Regions from separate parts of the Mus musculus genome. Here region 2 is linked to region 1. The links are chromatin contacts, found by POLR2A ChIA-PET in ENCODE. All regions are on one chromosome and are shown on one strand. The core of a region is the stretch at or near the end of the contact, and the rest is flanking DNA. Distances in the headings are between cores, read along the strand shown. Region 1 holds the start of Gadd45a (growth arrest and DNA-damage-inducible 45 alpha). Region 2 holds the start of 4930597O21Rik (a long non-coding RNA gene).

Region 1 (6,385 bases), core at 1,029-3,528:
TTGACAGCCAGAGCTAGAGGTGGTTGGTCACATGGCATCCTCAGTCAGGAATGAACCAAGAATGACCATGCTCAGTGTAGCTGTTTTCCTTTTTACATGCAGTGAAGACCCCGAGCCCATGGAATGGTTTTATCCATCCTAATCTAGATGACCCATCACAGTCACGCCCAGAGGCTTGTTTTAGTAATGGCTCTTGATCACCATTAAGGTAACGGTCACTGTTAACCATAGAAATTGAAGCCTAAACTTCAATATTGAGATTTTGCCCCTGATGCTGTTTTGTAGGGCTAGAGATCAAATTCTGAGCCTGGGCCTGGAACAAGCTAGGCAACTGCTCTACCACTGACCTAGAATCCCAGGCCCCCAATGGTAGAGAAATTCTCTCTCTCCTCTCCTCCCCTCCCCTCCCCTCCCCTCCCCTCCCCTCCCCTCCCCTCCCCTCCCCTCTCCGCTTTATTTACTTTTGAGTGCTCTAACTGCATGTACACCTCATGCCAGAAGAGGGCATCAGATCCCATTATAGATGATTGTGGGCCACATTTAGTTGCTGGGAATTGAACTCTGGACCTCTGGAAGGATAGCCAGTGTGCTTAACCACTGAGCCAACTCCCCAGTCCCAAGGGATTCTTTAACAAAGCATCGCCATTTAAAGCTTTAAGGCGTAAGTATGAGGTACACAGCACCCAGGGTAAGTCATACACTGACATTTGCTCCTTTACTCAACTTTTGTCTCTTGGGGACATCTCCAATAAGTGAACTAGAAAACCAACCTATAAATTATCCATTAAGTTAAGATTAAGAGAATTTGAAAATATTTTGTCCACAAGAATAAAAACTTGCCGGGTATGGTGGCGCACGCCTTTAATCCCAGCACTCGGGAGGCAGAGGCAGACGGATTTCTAAGTTCGAGGCCAGCCTGGTCTACAAAGTGAGTTCCAAGACAGTCAGGACTACACAGAGAAACCCTGTCTCGAAAAACCACCCCTCCCCCCGCAAAAAAAATCTTAAGGATAACTCACATGTACCTCTGCAAAATTTACTTCTGTAACTGTAAGCTACCCAGTGACCTCAATATTAGCACTGTTAAGAATGCAAGCATATGGGCTGCAATTTCACCACTCTCCGTGACTAGTAGGTTCAGGCAATGCTTTTGTATTTACTGAATAAGCTCATAAAACAAAGAGAGTTTTGAGCTATCCAGTAAAAGTTTGCATTAAAAATTGTTTTTACTTTGTAACTCCTGCTTGCAGTTACGAGGGTTTGCCTTCTACCTACAAGTTGCTATTATCTCAAAGGTGAAATTTGAGCACATGGCTAAAATGTACTACAGTTACAGCTTCATGATTCAGCTTCAGTAATTCAGAGTGAGCTCATAGACAGTAAAGGTGGTGTCATACTCTTCTGCCTGTGATGGGACGCTCAGGGAACATCGTGAGCACCTCGAATTTCCATGATGGCACCTCTGAATACCACAGAATTTCTCTCTTAGCTCTTACTTGATCAGAAGGAGCCTTCTTCAGGAAGGATTCTAAGAACGGTGAATTTGGCTCGTTAAACATGCGATCACCAGCTCCCCACCTTACATGGAGTAGGCAGAAATTTCACCAACTTTTTGTGGAAAAGATTCCAACTTGGTACTGTGCCACCACTACACACAAATGCGATTTTTTTTTTTTTTTTCTTCTCCCTGGAGTTTCAAATTCTCACAACCAACCAAAACCAAATCAAACCAGCCATCAGGGCACCAAAAGACTACTACTGGGAATAAGCAGGTTTACCTGAAACTTGCATATAAACACTGAAGCAAGCTTTGCCCGGCATGTCTGGACACTTAAAAATATGCTTACTAACAACAGCTAGACTGGAGTGCATTAATCCCTGGAAGTAAAATTTAAAAAGCAGCCCCTTAACACAAAGGGCACGAAACGACAATCAAAAGATGTCCACAACCAGAAAAACAATTGGCAGGCTGTTTCAGTCAGAGCTGAGGACACTTGAACCACTGCAAAGCCCTCCGCACCAGAAGGCTCCACAAACTACCTAGAGCTGGCTCAGGACCCCACCAACCGGGTTTCAGCACCACCTTCGTCCCGTGGGCTCCCTCCCGCGTAGCTCCGCCCCTTTCCGCTCAACTCTGCCTTGCTTTGGTGGAGCGAGGGTCTGGGTGTCAACGTCTGCTAATTTGCATAACCCAATGGCCTGACTGCATGCAAATGAAGCTGGACCTGGTTGGCTGAGGGCTAGCCCCATATCTCCGGAATCGGGCCCTTTGTCCTCCAGTGGCCCCGAGGCAGCAGTGCAGAGTTCCCCAGCGAGGCTAGGCGAGCAGCCGGCCGGCCGGAGCGGAGAAGGGAGGGTGGGAGCGAGCGCAGAGCCGGCGCCGCGCACTGTGGGGGCCAGGAGCAGCCCGCGCGCCGAGGGAGGGACTCGCACTTGCAATATGACTTTGGAGGAATTCTCGGCTGCAGAGCAGAAGACCGAAAGGTAAGTGTGCCTGCCGACTCGGTGGCCGCCGCCCCTCCCGCCTCGCGTCCGGGGACCCGGCTGACCCGCTCTCACCCTGCCGCCCGCAGGATGGACACGGTGGGCGATGCCCTGGAGGAAGTGCTCAGCAAGGCTCGGAGTCAGCGCACCATTACGGTCGGCGTGTACGAGGCTGCCAAGCTGCTCAACGTGTAAGTGGCCCGCGTTCCCCGCTCGCCCACCCACCCGCCTCTACCCCGCGCCCCCCTGAGCGTATGCAACTCACCGCTGCCCCGCTGCCCGCAGAGACCCCGATAACGTGGTACTGTGCCTGCTGGCTGCTGACGAAGACGACGACCGGGATGTGGCTCTGCAGATCCATTTCACCCTCATCCGTGCGTTCTGCTGCGAGAACGACATCAACATCCTGCGGGTCAGCAACCCGGGTCGGCTAGCTGAGCTGCTGCTACTGGAGAACGACGCGGGCCCGGCGGAGAGCGGGGGCGCCGCGCAGACCCCGGACCTGCACTGTGTGCTGGTGACGGTAAGAGACCCGGGGCTGCAGCCCAGAATCTGCTGGGGTGGACCTTGTCCGAGCTGAACGCTGATCTCGCGGGGGTTGTGATAGGGTACGGAGCGTGTCTAAGCTCGTGGGTGGCCTCCAGCGGCGGAAGATATCCCTGTGAGTCAGCAAGCTGCCCAGCTGCTACCTCTGCTTACCTCTGCACAACCTCGCGTGGCTAATTCTTTGAGCAGAACAGATTAGATAAAGCCAAATAAATTCCCGGTTTACCCTTCGTTAAGAAGTTAGCTTCATTCTTCATTTGCTGTCAAAGCTAAAGGTAGAAGTGGTGTAGGAGACAGACCTTATTAATTCCCTGGATATAGATAGATACTCTGAAGTGTACCGAGTGGAATTCTTTTCTTTGCTGCTCTTGAGTTTGTTTAAACGAGCTCCCTCCTCCCCACCGCTTAAAAATGTGTGGTGGGTTGATAGTGTTTTCAGAAAGAACCGTGCTGTCTAGGTCTTCTGGTTTTTTGTTTTTGTACTCTTTCTCTTCTGACTTGTGTAGGGAAGTGACTGCCTGGTTACTTGTTGCTGCCAGTAAAATGTGCTATTCATCGTCAGGGAAGATAAGAGTTCAGCAGCTGCCTGCCCTGCAGCCCTCACCGTGCACACAGCCTGAGAATGCTTTTCAGGAGTCTTTTACTTATGACCCACCAGGGTACATGCTTGGAAGGGAGGTCTTAAGAATGGTAACCTCATGCAGAATGGGGTAGTTAATATGCAAAACTCTGTGTAGTTCCGTGCACGTTACAGGTGTTTAGACTATGCTAGATGCTGTTTTTAACAGAATGTTCGGGGTTTGGCCCTTTCAAAAGTAGCACAATTAGTAGCAGAAGCTGATTATTTTCCGGGGAAGTAATTTTTTCAAAATCTGTTCACAGAACCCACATTCATCACAATGGAAGGATCCTGCCTTAAGTCAACTTATTTGTTTTTGCCGGGAAAGTCGCTACATGGATCAGTGGGTGCCCGTGATTAATCTCCCGGAACGGTGATGGCATCCGAATGGAAATAACTGAACCAAATTGCACTGAAGTTTTGAAATACCTTTGTAGTTACTCAAGCAGTCACTCCCCACGCTGATGCAAGGATTACAGAAACTGATGTCAAGGGGCCGAGTTCAACTGCACGAGGGCTCAGAGATGACTTTGCAGAGGGAGAGAGAGGTGAGCCTGAAGAAGGAAGCTGCGAGAAAAGAGAAATCCAAGGCAAAAGGGACAAAAACTACAAAGCACTGCAAGAAAGAAAACTGCTAATTTAGGATGGCCAGGTTACTTTCAAATAAGCCAAATATTGCTTTGTTGAAACTTTAAATGTATAGCAATAGTTTGGGTATTTTTTTTCTTTTTTTTTTTTGGTCTTTATGCCCTCAAATAAAAGGAAAGTAAAAGAGGATTAATCATATTTTCAAGCCACAGTTTAAATGTATTTTGATGAGATGTTAAATTCTCAGAAGTTTTATTATAAATCTTACTAAGTTATTTTATGATGTGAAAGGTTATTTATGATAAAGTTTTTGAAGCACATTATCTAAAATAAACTGGTATGGAATAATTGTGTCATTTCTCAACGTGTGGTTTGTGTTTTACAATATTGATTATTGGACATTCTATTGAAGCTTTGCTGTATTTTACACTAGGCAGGAAGATGGTGGGGGGGGGCGGTTGTAGAGGGTCGGGGTAAGGAAAAAGGGAATATGGCAAGATTCACCTTGCAAAGTCTAAATTACAGTGAATGACTTAAATGCTATAATTAATTGCATGCAAAACGTGGAAGCAGAGAGGAGGGTTACCAAAGCTGCTTGAAGATGAGTGAAGCTTTTACTGAGGAAAAAACATTTCATTGGAGGCATCAAAGATCACAGCCTGCAGAGAGACCTACGAGGGTGTCTCTGCCTGCCTCTGGTGTAGGCAGATAAGTGAGAGAGGGTTGGAAAGGTGGGGGTTCAGCTCAGATGCTGACAGGAGTTCTTGCATCACCATTATGTATTTGAGCTTCTTTCTGTGAACTTGCCACAGTCTGCAGAAGGAAGTGACCTGGTCAGTGTTGTAGGTAGATAACTTGGGGAGGTATGGGGTAGTAAATAGGGTGAGTGGCTGGCTATACAGTACCAGCGTAAGGGAGAACCGTGGCAAAGGGCAGGTTTTGTCAAGTTGTAGCCTCTTCCCAGAGAATTTCCCCTACTGCTGTGAGAGGTCTGATTATGTCAGGGAAGAAGTGTCAGAGGAAAAAGAAGAAGAAAAGACTTCAGTAGAAGAAGCCTTTCTACTGTCTGGTTAGAAAGCACCTGGTAATTAACTGTAGCTGGGAGGCAGAGGCAAGGGAAGCAAAGGTGTGTGCTGAAGACAAAGCCTGGCAGAGCTATAGTCTCCACTGTTTGCCCCTCTCCCTCCCCTCCTCCTCCCCCTCCCTCCCTCTCTCTTCTCCTCTCTCTCTGGAGCTCTCTCTTTCTCTATTTCCCTCCCTCCCTCCCTCCCTCCCTCCCTCCCTCCCTCCCTCCCTTCCTCTCTGGAACTCCTTGGGCCCCTACTGTTTGCCAGCCTTCTTGTGACCATCAGGGAGAGCAGAAGAAACCACAAAACCCTTAAGCTTCTGCCCATCTTGTATAGGCCTATGAGCCTTCTGCTTTTCTACTCTTAGGAATGTGGATTTCTAGGCCTTATTTAGTCTTTGCTTGAAGACAATGTGTAATCCCAAACAACTGGAATAACAACATTTACTTTTATATTAGCAGGAGATTTGAGAGCAATTCCTTTCGAGCAAGCCCTTTAGCCTTCCCACTAGCGGCTTGTTCGGTTTCCACAACTGTTGTATTTCATGAACTAAGTTAAACCAAGTAGGACACGTGGAGAAAAGCAGCTGTTTGCTGGAAAGCACATGAGTGGCAGTCAGGTCTCCACCAGCACCCCCACCATTCATTCATGTGTAAAATGAAGAGCACATTACCCAGCCTACAGAGTTGCCTTTTATAGCTTTGTCATCTCTTGGAAGGATGAACTTAATATCTGGTCCACTGATGTATCCATACATTAGATGATGAGGTAATATTTGTTTAATAAATGAATGATTAGAAATCATTATGAACCCGAGGCTGTAGCTTCAGTGATAGATAGAGCATGTACGAGATCCTGCAATATCTCTGGCTCTGGGGAAATAATCACTACCTGGTACATGGTATTTGCTCGGATCATAGCAACAGGAGAATATTGAAGGCCTTACAGAGAGTTGTTACTTATACATATTATTAAAAAGGAGTTTGAGGCCGGGCGTGGTGGCGCACGCCTTTAATCCCAGCACTCGGGAGGCAGAGGCAGGAGGATTTCTGAGTTCGAGGCCAGCCTGGTCTACAGAGTG
Region 2 (6,385 bases), core at 1,165-3,664, 110 kb after region 1:
CAGGGGCCATATACCACACATTACTAACTAGAAAGCAAGCGTTAACCTCAGGGTTATGGCCACCAGCTGACTCCCCGAGGTGTCCCCTGACCTCAGTGTCTTTCATCTTTACATTCCAGTCTCAGGTTTCACCTTCATATAAAGCGGCTGTGCAGATGGCGCTGGTGCTTCCAGTGGAGTGAGCTGACTAGGACTTAAGGGCTCTTGTCACTAACTTCCATCAGCTGTGGCTTGCAGGCACAGGTAGGAGAAGGATATACACACTAGTTAGGACAAAAGTCACTGTTTTTCCTGAACAACCAAGGCACAAAAGGACTGCCTTCTCCTTCTTTCTTTTGTGGTACTAGGGATAAAAACAAGGTTTGGACAGTGGGCTTAACACAGGGAAGGAAACCAATCCTGGTTTTCTCAATAGTCAACCCAGATGTGTGCAGCCAGATGTGTTTGGGTCTTCTTGTATGCACCAGCAAGCAAGCTGGATCCCAGCTGGATGTCCTTCAATTTGACTTAACTCTGATATGGTCTATCTGGATAAAGCAATTTTCTCCCATACTTAAGACACATTCCCTAAGAGTTCAGGCTCCAGGCAAAAAGCCCTGGTACTTTTTACCCACACTTCTGACTGAATGGCCAGAAACAGGGTTTTCAGACCCCCCTCCCCTGTTAGAGCAGTTCATAGAACTCAGAGAACACTCTGGTCTATTTAAGAGGATATCAAAGAGGACATGGATGAAGACCAGATGAAGGGATGGATAGTTACAACAGAGCATGTGGAAAGAGACAAGGAACTATCATGCATCAACTTCCAGGAACTACCAGGAAGCTCTCCAAACACTACTCTTCCCAGTTTTTATGGAGGCTTAATTACACAAGCATGGCTGGCCCATTAAAATCACCAGTTGCCATAATCTTTTCTCGCCCAAAAGTTTGGTGTGTTGGGACTTCTACCACAGAAATCTACTCTTGTTCTGTTTTGTTTTATTTAGTTATCCCTCATCCTGAAGCTACCTACGGGCTGCCTACCATAAATTATCTCATTGCCATAGTAAGCACACTTCTAACTCAGTGCTGACCACTTGTTACTGGATAAGGACCTGGGACTCATTCCTGAGAGGGACTATTTCTCTCACTCTCAGGAGTCCTTATTTGCCTATAGTATTTGTTTATGAGTGGGACCCTGGGAGAATCATTATAAGAATTTTGTGAAACATTTTTAAACTTCCCAATTTCAATTTCTTATATGCTAACCATTATATGTCAGCAGATAAAGCTAAATAAAAACCCCACAGGATTCTCAATTTTTAAAAGTGTCAGAAAGTTTGAGAGACCAAAACATTAAAGAACCTACTTACTGTGTTATTATTATTATCCAGTCTCAAAAACAAAACAAAAAGTTGCAATCCCTGATTCTTCTAATGCTGTTCAACTATGAACATCCCTGTGGCTGGGACAGTGGGACTAACACCTAGGTCCAAAGGCAGATAGGCAGAAAACATTATAGGATCCTACTTAGTGCTTTGCTGTCCATAGTCAAGCCTGGGCGATGCAAAATAGAGAACTCACTAGAGAAATCAATAAAAAACAATGTAGCTAGTTCAGCATGCAACTAGATCAGAGGGTTTCCCCGAGACACCAGGCTTGATGGTCAGGAAAAGAGCTTTATTCTTTACTGTGTTACATGGTGTTACATGGTAGATTAAAAAGATATGTTTTGAAATGAGGCTTAGTTAAGTAACTTCCACTACATCAAGGGCATCCTTAAGTAACATTTTTTCTTCTCACTCTGAGCATAAAGTTGTAAGGCATGTGACTCCTGCCTTGATTAATAATTAAGCAATCGAAGTTTGTTCCATGTCTTTTGCAGCATATTCCAAATGTCAACAAAGTGAAAACACCAAGAAATATCTTCATATTATTATAGAAACACATCTCACCTTGTTGCTCTCTGAAAGGGTCTGAGACGACTCAAGTGTTTGTGGGTCACTCTTGGTAAAACCCCTGCTTTTTAAAGGGTTTAATGAGAATGGCTGAACTGCCACATAAATGACACAATTCTATTCAATGAGAAGTGTCCAGAAAGCTGTAATGAATAACAGAGCTTTCCAGTTCAGCCACCCAGAGGACACGAGATGGAGCCGGGAAGATGGCTCTGTCGCACAACAGTGCAAGCTTGACAACCTGCGTTTGATCTCCAGAACCCACATAAAGGTGGGAGGGGAGAAGTGAGTCCACAGAGAACTTCCAGCATCTATACTAGGGCTGTGACACATGTCCACACACACAAGAAGAAAAAAAAAAACTATATTGTATTTTGTAAGGAACAGAAGGCTAGAACAAGCTGAAACAAATGATTAGCAAGATGGAAGGAGCTTCTTGGCAAAGCAGAAGAAAACAGCTCTAAGGAACTAGCACCATGCACCAGGCAAAGTGTACTCCACAAGGACCACCGACACAGTCCAGCAAGAAATCAATGGTGAGCAAATGGCCTGTCTGGCAGCTCTGAACGTTCACATTGCTCACGCAAGACCAGTAGGAGAAAACATGCGGTCAATACCCACTAAATGAACAGGTGAACAACTCAGAGAAATGGACTACCTCTTATGGTAGCAAAGACAAGAAGAAAGTCTAGGGCTGAACCCAGGCTTTCAAAGCCATGTTGCTTTCCATAAATCAGTGTCTTCAAAATGGCAAAAGAACATGGCTGGGATAGATGTTAATTCAGGGAATGGCAGAAAACATAGCCAGGAGTGGGGGATGTTAATACTGGACTCTGTGAAGTGACAGGGTCACATTTGTGACCCATACAGAGGAAGGACAGGAGGAGATCAATGTGTATCCCAGTTGAGTGTGCAAGCTGCTCATTGAGGCAGGGTGTTGGACAAAACTCATAGATTGTCCTTAACTCTAATCCCAAACTACATGAGTTTAGACAAGTTGCATGTCTGATTTGGTCTGTACTTGCCTGCACTACAGAGTTTGGAGTGATAGTGGTACTAATTTCTCACAGATTTTATGAGCATTTAATGAAATAATCCATGTGGGGAAATGAGTACAGATCTTGGCTTAATAAATATTGCTTTTTAAAAAGAAAAGAGAGAAAAAAGGAAGGAGGGGAAAAACAGGAAAACAGGTGTGGGAAATAAAGGAAAGGAGAGAGAGAGAGAGAGAGAGAGAGAGAGAGAGAGGGAGAGAGAAGAAGGAAGAGGAAGAAGAGGAGGAGGAGGAGGGGGAGGAGGAGGAGGGGGAGGGGGAGGGGGGAGGAGGAGGAGGAATGGTTGCAGGCTACTGGAGTGACCCAGACAGTGTCAGAGAGAGCAGCTCTGCCTGCCCTGTTATGATTTCCTAACAGAATAAGAAGCTTCAAGTCATCCCACGATTCCAAGTCGGGGTGATGAGAAAAATGAGCTGAGCTGAAGGTGGCCACAGGGCATCCAGCCCAAGGGACCAAGGAAGCTGCTGCTGAGGCTGCAAACGCTTTGAAAAGGAATGGCTAAGTCACAGGAGGATACAGAACACAGGACAGACACGTGTGGGGCACAGGACACTGAGAATGAAGCCGGATGGAGAAATGAGAGGCAAGATGCTCAAGACATACCTGTAAAACCACTTAGCTCCCACACTCTGGCTGGTCAGGTGTGTTTAGTCCCCACCCTGCTTTCTAGCCAGCCACTCCATTCGCTACCGAACAGGAAAGCCGATGCTTTTGTCACAGGACTTGGGCACAATATGCTCTTGCACTTCTTCTCTGGAACCAATGTTTCTTCCAAAGTGGCATATTAAGATCATATTATAAGCACGGTAAAATGGGCTGAGGAGATGGCTAATCAGTGGGTACAGAACTCCGATCCCCAGCAGCCTTAGAACGAGCAGCTGTGGTGGGGCGCCTGAAAACCTAGTGCTGAAGGCAGGGACAGGAGGTTCTTTGGAGCTTGCTGGGCAGCGAGTCTTGCCAAATAGCAGAGTGAGACTTTGTCTCAAAAAATAGAGTGTGCTGGCTGGTTTTATGTCAACATGATATAAGCTAGAGTCATCGGAGAGGAAGGAAACTCAATTGAGAAAATACCTCTATAAGATTCTTAATTAGTGGCTGATTCGGGAAGGCCCAGCTCAGTATAGGTGGTGCCTTTCCGGGGCTTTGGTCTATAAGAAAGCAGGCTGAGGAGCCATGGAGAACAAGTTGGTAAGCAGCACTCTTCCATGGCCTCCTGCCTCCAGATTGTTGCCCTGTTTGAGTTCCTGCCCTGACTTCCTTTGATGATAAACATTGCTATGGAAGTGTAAGCCAAATAATCTTTTCTCCCATGTTGCTTTGGTTTTATGTTTAATGACAGTAATTGTGACCCTAAGTAGGATAGTGAATAACTGAGGAAGACATCTAATATCAACCATTGGCCTACACACACACACACACACACACACACACACAAGTACATACACATGGATAAACACACATACACAAAGATTAATCAAACTGAAATGAGCAGTGCTACATTGTACCTTTGAAGGTCCAGGTCCCTCCCAGGCTGTAGGATAGCTCTGCTCCAGGCAGCCCTCCCGCCCAGCCACATCCTCCCCTCTGCCCCAGTCTACATAGTGTTAACACATTTCCCACAGCTCCCACTATGTGTGTCCCTTAGGTGTGGCCCTGTTCTATACTGCACTACGTACCAGATGCTCAACCAGCTAGTTCTGAATGGGTGAGTGAGCCCTGGAGGGAAACAGAAGAGCCACCAGAGGCATACCAGGCAGGAAGCAGCCCTGCCCTGGCCCGAGAAACTGGAAGAAGTCAGAGACAATATGAGATGTACTTCAGAAGGACAAAGTGCCATGGACGAGCCTTAGAGACATGGGATGTATTATCGTAGAGTGAACTGGTTCTTGGCAGGAAAAGACACAAGGAATCATAGGCATCGCTGTGGTCTACAGCCTTCCTAAGCACAGCCCAACTCAATTACAACTTACTCTTAGTATTAAATTCACCTGTAGGACAGGCATTTCCATTTAAGTCACTGAACTCAGATTTCTTTAATTTTTCTTCTCATATAATAATGAAAATAGGTTGAAAGTACTGATCTAGGGAAGGTGACATGGGGAAGGTGGGAGAGCATCCGGAAGGAACTGGAGCACGGCTGAAGCAGCAGTCCTCTCTATCTGTATGCAAGCGCCCTGAGGCAGCACACTCACAGCAGCCAGCCCACGGGAAGTGCTTCAGAGTCATCATCTACTTTATCATAAACAAGTTACAGAAGGAAAAACAAAAGGCGCAAGTGTGGTAACAATTCTGCAAGGCCAACTGATTGAACTTCCTGACCCTGGAGAGTTAAGTGTTGCAGACCAGACTGAAACCACCTTGACCTAGTTTCATTCCCCCAGAAACCCACTCATAGCCCATCCCCGTGTCCAATCCTTGTGACTATGAACACTTTTCTTAGCAGACCACTAGCCTCTACCTAATGATGTCATTTTAGCCCCTGGAACCTCCACAAGGATCCCCCACTTAGCTATAACCATCCCTCCACACACTTAGTGTATGTTCATGATGCTGTGTAACACAGCCCCGGCAAAAGCGGCGGAAGGGAGAAGGGGAGTGTTCACCATGACAGAGGCCCAGGCACAGGAGCATCTGAAACAACTGCTCACATCGAGTCCAGCATAAAACTGTGAGCCTACCTACTCTACCTGACATTCCCAAAGGCATGCAGCCCAGCCAAAACAGTGTGGGAAACCCAGCTTGGCCTAAAAATCTAGGAAATTCCCATATCCACACATAAACCAGCCTCAACTCATACACTCCTTTGCTAAGACGGAGCAACCCCCAATCTGTGACCCCCAATCTGTGACCCCCAATCTGTGCATTCTTTTTTTTTTTTTTTTTAGGAGAAAATGGGAACTAGAAAGGATGTGAGCCGCTGTGTGTGTGTGTGTGTGTGTGTGTGTATGTGTGTGTGTGTTGGAGGTGAACTAAACACAGGTCCTCTGCAAAACCAGTAAAATGGCCGTAGCCAGTGAACATCTCTCTAGCTGTGATGATGATGAGATAATGTCATTTGTATCTAAAACAATATGCAGGAAAATTAAATCTGCCACTGAAATTTCTAAACCTTATTAACAAAATCTTTGACAACGTCATTTTAGTATTTTTAACTTAATGTGTGCTAAAATTACTATTACTGACAGGAAATTAAGCCATGGACATGTATGCCTGTGAATATAAACACCTCAGGATTAGTCGTGGACTTGTGTCTTTCATGTGTGGGAGCTATGGCTTTGTTACTGTTCTCTCTGTACCATGCCCTGCCCCTGCCCACCGCTTCTTTCCAAAAATCTGCTATTCCAGGTCCTCAGTCAGGCCAAGCCAAATCAGGAATTAACTGTTAAATTTGGG

Evidence for each region. ChIA-PET counts read pairs that join two places held with the same protein, here RNA polymerase II (POLR2A).
Region 2: POLR2A ChIA-PET joins it to region 1 with 11 read pairs in Patski. The contact joins the promoter of 4930597O21Rik here to the promoter of Gadd45a in region 1. POLR2A ChIA-PET finds 5 or more read pairs at or near these places in 2 of 5 experiments (Patski and embryonic stem cell).

Annotation. Positions count from the first base shown.
Region 1 is chr6:67,033,300-67,039,684 of GRCm38, reverse strand. It overlaps Gadd45a (growth arrest and DNA-damage-inducible 45 alpha), which reads left to right and starts at 2,278. Exons shown (of 4, transcript NM_007836.1): 1 at 2,278-2,484; 2 at 2,574-2,675; 3 at 2,770-3,007; 4 at 3,913-4,589. The coding sequence starts at 2,441. The coding sequence ends at 4,026. It overlaps E230016M11Rik (RIKEN cDNA E230016M11 gene), which reads right to left and starts at 3,086. Exons shown (of 7, transcript NR_040278.1): 1 at 2,750-3,086.
Region 2 is chr6:66,920,205-66,926,589 of GRCm38, reverse strand. It overlaps 4930597O21Rik (a long non-coding RNA gene), which reads left to right and starts at 2,414. Exons shown (of 3, transcript XR_003956381.1): 1 at 2,414-2,473. All of the region lies in intron 2 of Gng12 (guanine nucleotide binding protein (G protein), gamma 12), which reads right to left.